Regions from separate parts of the Mus musculus genome. Here region 1 is linked to region 2. Evidence: chromatin contacts called from ENCODE Hi-C or POLR2A ChIA-PET data. All regions are on one chromosome and are shown on one strand. Each heading gives the region's core, a stretch centred on a gene start or an enhancer-like site at or near the end of the contact. The rest is flanking DNA. Distances are from core to core; before and after follow the strand shown. Region 1 holds the start of Hk1 (hexokinase 1). Region 2 overlaps Hk1 (hexokinase 1).

Region 1 (3,229 bases), core at 565-3,064, 40 kb after region 2:
GGATAAGCATGTCCACCGCCATGGAAGAAACTCAAGCAATTACACGTGTTGATGCATAGCTCCCTGACATCAGGTCAGGGATGGGGGTGGGGGTGGGAGATTGACAGTGAAGCCCTTCAGCACCCTATTCCTGGTCCCTATTCAGGATAAGAGCTGCATCTCCAACAGTCTTGTCTCTCAGCACCTCCCCTTCAGCTGACACCCAGGGGGAGTCTTGGTCAAGTTCTCGAGTGGGAGGAGGGTCAGAGCCCCGCCCAGACTCCACCTCTAACCAGCTGTGTGACCTTCAGGAGGTCACAGTCCCCGGTAAGACTGCTTCTGAAGGTGCAGGATGAGAAGTCTCAGGCCAGGAAAGGACAGAGCCTAGTCACTGCCGCCTCTCACCTGTAGATAGTACCTCTTGTCCCAGTGTCTGTCAGGGTGATGATGCTATTAACCTATCCTAGGGTAGGTAAGGCATACCCATAGCACAAATAAAAATGTCCTAGGTGTTTTCCTAACCAACTTAGTCTATCTCAGGAAAAAAACATCCCGTCTTACTGATGGTGGCAGAAAAGTGAGGTACATCTTTAAGACCCACCAGCAGACGGCACTTTATACTAGATGAACATCACCCCTAGGACCCAGCGTCCATGTGCAAGAACTCACAAGTCACAAGGAACGAATGCCAACCCCTCCGAGCTCTTCAAGTGACTAAAGTGTCTTATTTGAGCTCCTAGGCTGAGACTGCCTGGAAATTACAGGTTTAGAGGAAGAAAAAATTCCATTCAGACGTGCGGTTCTCGACCTGAGGCCTATGAGCAAAGTTTCCGGTGGCCTCTGCTCCCCTCCCCTCACCGGAAAGCCAGGCGGGTCACCCCGTCCTCAGAGTAAGGAGCAGCTGCAACAGCTGGGGGAGCCCAGTGACAGTTTCAGGAGGGCATCGTATTCTCCAAATGGGAACCCCAAATATGGGATGCCTGGCTTCCAGCCAGCACCCCCGCCAGCTGCTCACTCACCTCCCCAGCCTATCTCGGCGATCACACCTTCCCCGCCCACGGCGCGCGTGGACCTTTCAAAACAGGCCTATAGACAGGCCAGCTGGTCCCCACCTAGACAGGTCTCAGCCCGGCACTGCGTGCGGGTACCCATCTGACATCCATGGTCCTTTTCAAGGACACTGCAGTATGCAATCCAGCCGTGGGAGGAAGGGGGGGGGTCTTCAGCCGGCCGCCCAGCTCCTCAAACCACAAGCACGCCCGCATGCCCACAATGCCCGGGTGAATCCCAGCATGAGGCCTGTCGCCTGCACCCTGTAGTCCAACTAGATGCTGTCTAGCCGGGAGAGGCCGGGGGGAGGATGCAGGCGGTGGCGAGCGGATGCGGGAATGCAAGGCTGTGGCCAGGGCGGCGCCGGCGGGGCTCACCTTTTTGACTTGGTCATCCTTCAGCTCGGTGAAGTAATATGCCAGTAGTTGCGCGGCGATCATGTTGACGGTGGGGGATGCGGAGAAGCAGGTGTGGGGCCAGTGGCTCCTCAGTAGCCCTGGTGAGCAGTGGTCCTCCAGCGGCGGATCCGCGACTCCACCTCCTCCTCCCTTGGCTCCTCCCCCTCAGTCCCTGGGCGGGGCGTCTGCCTGCTCTCTCCAGACCTCCGAGCTCCCGTCCCCGGGAGGGTGACAACCGCCAGCCGGCCCACCTCCTCAGTCCCCATTGGCTACAAGGCGCCACTGCCGCGCTATGGCTGGGGCTTCCCAGCCAGAGCAGGAGAATGACGGCCGCTCCCTCCCGCGCCGGAAAGGAGGCATCACCCTGCACGTTCCCCACGTAAGGAGCGCGCGGTCACGCGTGGTGGCACAGTGCCAAGCCAGAGTGGGTGGGGTGTGGGACACGATCTGGAGGGGACCAGAGGACAGATCCAGGACACCACAAACTGGAGAACGCGAACGGAGCCACACCCCTTCCTCGGAGATTAGGGCTCGTCCCCCACCCCTCCCATCCTCCCTGTTGGGGAAGCACACAAGTGGGCGTGGAAAGAGAGCGGAAGCCGAAACTAGGCGGCTTCACAGATCTTGCACTGGGTCCCTGTGCCTGCCTGCCATCGAGGATCCAAAATCTAAGGATGATGCTCGGAGTCCCACCACAGCCTGTCAGAGTTCACATAGCGAAACCCAAAGCGCCTGCCCCTGTGACATCATGTAAGAGCTCATGGTCCCCGAGTGGGAATTTTGGCCTATTCCCAGCCTGTCCCGATCCTCCCACCCTTCTCTAGCTCTTGGGCATCCGGGTTCTGGGAGGTTGGGGGTACTGTTCAGGACTCAGGTTGAGGGGAAATCGTATTTGTACCTTATGACAAGTAAGAACTCTGACATACAGAAGTGGCTCTGATTCTACAGGTGAGGAGTCTGAGGCAATGCGTTACAGTTGCTGCTCAGGAGTCGGGCAGGGTTTTCTTAGCTTCAGTGCTGGTGACCTGGCCGTTGTATGCAGTGTCTCTTACTTAAGCTTCCCTTGCAGGCCATGTTCCCATGACCAGGGCTGCAGCATCTGTCCTGAGGGAACTATAGAGGCTAACTTCTAGCCCACACCTGGGGGGCTAGGAGCCCATGCCTGGAACACCCCTCAAGTACCCCAGGACCCTTCCAGCCACCACTGCCCACTGAGAAAGAGGTGGTAGACCTGATACCTCTATCCAGGACACATCCCCACCCTGCCCAATGGCAGGTGCAGATGTGTCCTCAGTCACTTCTTTACCCCTAAGATGGAGCTGTAACTACTGATGTCTACACCCCATGATTTTTGTGAAAGAGCATAAACACTTGTGTCTAACAAATTAAGTGGGAAGTACTCTCATAGAATGAACTTGGGAGCCTACAGGTTAAAGTTTGGGGGGGGGGGCGCAACCTGTATATCGCCATTTCCAGGCCCAGGGAGGGCCTAACTGTTGTATTTAAATTATTTTCCTAATAGGATCTCCCCTCAAAAAGATTAGCATTTGAGGCCCACATAAATCTCAAACTAACACACACACACACACATATGCACAGGCGAACGCTACCAACATGGCCACCAGTGTCAGGACAAAATGGTTCTTCTAAGCTGCATTCGACTCTGCAAATGTAGTTCTGCCAGCCAGCTCTCAAGGCTGGGACATCTTTGAGGATGGAGGGTTGTTTTGTTTTCTCAGAGCTCTGTAGGTTGAATGGGCCATCTCTCTGCTCCCCGTGTTAGACTCACGGCCCCCTCACTC
Region 2 (3,401 bases), core at 577-3,076:
AAATAGCAAAGGGATAGGCTGGGGATACAGCTCAGCCAGCAGAGTGCTTGTCCAGTGTGCACATCTATAATCCCAGTGCTGTGAAGGTAAAGGGAGGAGGGGCATTGAGTTCAAAGTCATCCTAGGCTACCACCCAGAGGGTATCCTGGGCTACAATCAGACCCTGTCTCAGAAGAGGTCAGGAGGTGGGGGTGACAGAAGAATGGAAGGGGAAGAAGAAACGTGGCACCGCAACCTCAGGATCACTTTGACAAACTATCCCAAAACTAGGAGGCAGGGGGTCACCCGTGAGCAAGGAAAAACGGGAGCGCGTCTTCCGAAGCCAACCCTCCCCGAGGCCTCCATACCTCGTCTATTTTGGATTGTCGGCACGGGAAGGAAAACGTGAATCCCACGGGTAATTTCTTGTCCTTGATCTTCCTTTTCTCCATGAAGTCTCCGAGGCATTCAGCGACGTGATCAAAAAGCTAGAAGGTACAGAGGAAGGAGGGACGTCAGGTTGGGGTTGGAGGAGGGTGCCCTCGCTTTGGGTCATGCTGTGCACGTGTAGCAGCTAGTCCACGCTCTCACGGGACACCTCCAGCCCTCCAAAGGAACGGAACCCTCAGATGTCACGGCACCGGTCAGGCAGGCATGGAGGGAAACTCAGAAACTAAGAGAGTTGGCAGAGAGTCTTCCATGACACCTTGGCCGTCTCTCAGCTATCCAGGAGGAGTGACCCGGCCATTCCCAGGCCATGAACCAGGAAATCCTAGGAAATCCTCGGGCAGCTCCATGGCTGGACCACCATTGTGCTTTGCTTTACTTACTGAAGGAAAGATGAACACCCCCTAAAAATTCACAGATCCGAGGTGTAGAGGTCACATCGTTCTGCACCTGTCAATACCCACATCACAAAGTACAAGCGGGGCTCCAGGCTCATGATACGGCACCCGTCTAACTACAACACCCTTGTCTGGTCCCCCAGGAACAAACCCCAAAAGAAGTGTAACACTATCAAAACCCACGTGGCAGTCTAGACATGAGATGAGGCTAGACACATCGGCTCATGGCTAGAATTCCCTGCACTTGGGAGTCTGAGGCAGATGGATTGCCCTGAGCTCAAGGCCAAGCTGGGCTACAGAGTGAAAACCCCTGTCTTAGATAACAGCAAGAAAATCCCAGATGGAGTCATGGATCTGGGGTCAGTCCTGGCACCGTGATTTCGAACACTCGTGGGAATAAGTGGAAATGGAGCTGGCTGTGCTCTCTGCTGTCTGTTATGAGTCATCACCCCCGTGTCTTTAAGGACAGTCTTTGTTCAACACTGTACTACTGCATGAATATGCCATGCTATGAATATCCCACGGTGTACTTCCGGCATTGCGAGCTTGCTGGCTCTGACTCGTGAGGTATACACACACTGCAAGAATCCACTGGAAAGAACACAGAAGCCAGGCTCCCTGGATTCTGCATGTACACTGAGGACAGTCTCGTGCCTTCTAAAACACAGACAGAGGAGGACGGTGCCAAAGTGCCAAGCCATAGTCACGTTGAGCCAGCTTTGGAGGGGACCTGACTCACTGCTGGGGTTGGGGGGTGGGGTGGGGGACACCAGTCTATTCCCACTTGGGCACCTCGGGCCTGAGTCACAATTACTCAGGCTACGCTGCAGCAGTATCTCTGACTGAAGGGACACGTGACCGCCGTCCCTGGAGAAACCAGGCTAAGCTTCCTGTGACCTACTTGAGACTGATACAAATCCATTGCTAAGTCAGTCCCTGAGCCTTCTATGCCATCTGCAGCTCGGGCTCTGGGCACTCCTGCTGTAAGTGAGCAGAAGGAAGGGAAAGCGGCCCCACAGGAAGGGCAGGGTGTGGCGCCTGAAATGGCTGGCTGCAGCAATCGGGCCATGCCAGGAACCCATAGCCAGCACCTGAAACTGAGCCAAACGCATCTCCCCGCGGCTGAGCAGGCCCTGGGGAGTACTTATATACACACCTACAGTCTTAGTGCTCGAGAGGCTGAGGGAGGAGGTTCCAAAGTTCCAGACTAGCCTGAGCTACAGTGAGTTCCAGGCCAGCCTGGGCATCTTAGAGAGGCCCTGTCTTCTAAAATAAGACGTAAGAAATGAGCTTGGTTTGTAGCTCAGTGATGGAGTGCTTGTCTAACATCCTCAATGCCTGGGATTCAATACCCAGTACCACTGAATGAATGAATGAATGAATGAATGACTCCTCATCACCTTTGGGACAACATAAGCTAGAATGGACACAGAAGCTAGATGTAATGACCCACACATATAATCTCACACTCTGAAGGCAAGAGCAGGATAATGCGGTTGAGGCCAGAAAGGACTATAGAGCAAGTTCCAGGCCAGCCTGAGCTAAAATAAATAAATCAGTAACAAAGGAAACACTTTAGGACTGAATGAGATGACTGAGCGGCTTAAGTGCTTCCCACCGAGCCTGACAGCCTCGAGTCCAACGCTTGGGACCCACACAGTGGAAGGGAAGACCCAACTCTCACAAGTTGGTTGTCCTCTGACCTCCACATTTGCACGCTGTGGCATGTGTGCACCTACACACACACACACACACACACACACACACACACAAGAAAAATCAAAATTTTTAAGGGAAGATGGCTAAGTTGGTAAAGTGCCTTCCATGCAAGCGTGAGGGCCTGAGTTCAGATCCTGAAACACACGCACAGCCAGCTGAGGTAGCAGACTGCAGCCCTGGTGCTGGGGAGGAAGAGAAGAGACAGGGGCAGCTCACTGGCCAGCCATCCAGTGAACTTTGGGTTCAATGATAGATCTATCTCAGACAAATAACGTAGAGAGTATTGGAGGAAGATTACCTGACATCAACCTCTGACCTCTTCACTGTGCTCTCGCGCATGCGTGTGTATGAGCACCCAGATAACTTGTACAATACACATATACTATACACATAAGAACCCCCCCAAAAAAAACCCAAACTTTAAGTAGTATTTAAAATCTTCAAACCTAAGTGAGGTGTGTGTGTGTGTGTGTGTGTGTGTGTGTGTGTGTGATGTACATAAGGTGGACATGCACATGTGTATCAGTGCTTATAAACAAGGCCAGAGGAAAATATCAAGTGTTCCCCTCTATCGCTCTCTGCTTTACTACCCAGAGACAAGGCTTCTCACCGAATCTGGAGCTGGCTGGTGACCAGCAAGCTCAGGTCATCCCCCTGTCTCCGTTATCTGACAGTATTGGGGTTACAGCCATTTGGGCAGCCACAGCCAGCTAGCTTTTTATGTGAGTGCAAGGATTTGAACTCTGGTCGCCATGTTTGTGCCCATTTCTTGCTGAGCTGTCTCCCTGGTCACTCAATCCCTGTTTTAACAGTGTTGCATGCAGCTTCTGAAACCATAAAGCTTAGAATTGTAGGAGA

Evidence for each region. Hi-C counts contacts between places; a loop is a spot of excess contacts on that map. ChIA-PET counts read pairs that join two places held with the same protein, here RNA polymerase II (POLR2A).
Region 1: a map of left cerebral cortex shows a loop between it and region 2 (5-fold over the local background). The contact joins the promoter of Hk1 here to the enhancer-like site in region 2. A Hi-C loop is called at or near these places in 7 of 37 maps with a recorded cell type or tissue (Patski, heart and left cerebral cortex). POLR2A ChIA-PET finds 5 or more read pairs at or near these places in 4 of 5 experiments (Patski and embryonic stem cell).

The regions. Positions count from the first base shown.
Region 1 is chr10:62,338,607-62,341,835 of GRCm38, forward strand. Hk1 (hexokinase 1) reads right to left here and starts at 1,815. Exons shown (of 18, transcript NM_001146100.1): 1 at 1,407-1,815. The coding sequence starts at 1,469. Hk1os (hexokinase 1, opposite strand) reads left to right here and starts at 1,628. Exons shown (of 3, transcript NR_168630.1): 1 at 1,628-1,806.
Region 2 is chr10:62,298,803-62,302,203 of GRCm38, forward strand. It overlaps Hk1 (hexokinase 1), which reads right to left. Exons shown (of 18, transcript NM_001146100.1): 4 at 348-467. Among named protein-coding and RNA genes, the nearest start is that of Hk1os, 40 kb to the right of the region's middle. Within about 2 kb of position 1,827, at least 2 of the 3 ENCODE cell types and tissues checked have a DNase peak (open chromatin) inside an H3K27ac peak, as active enhancers do; they include left cerebral cortex, where a contact is called at or near this core.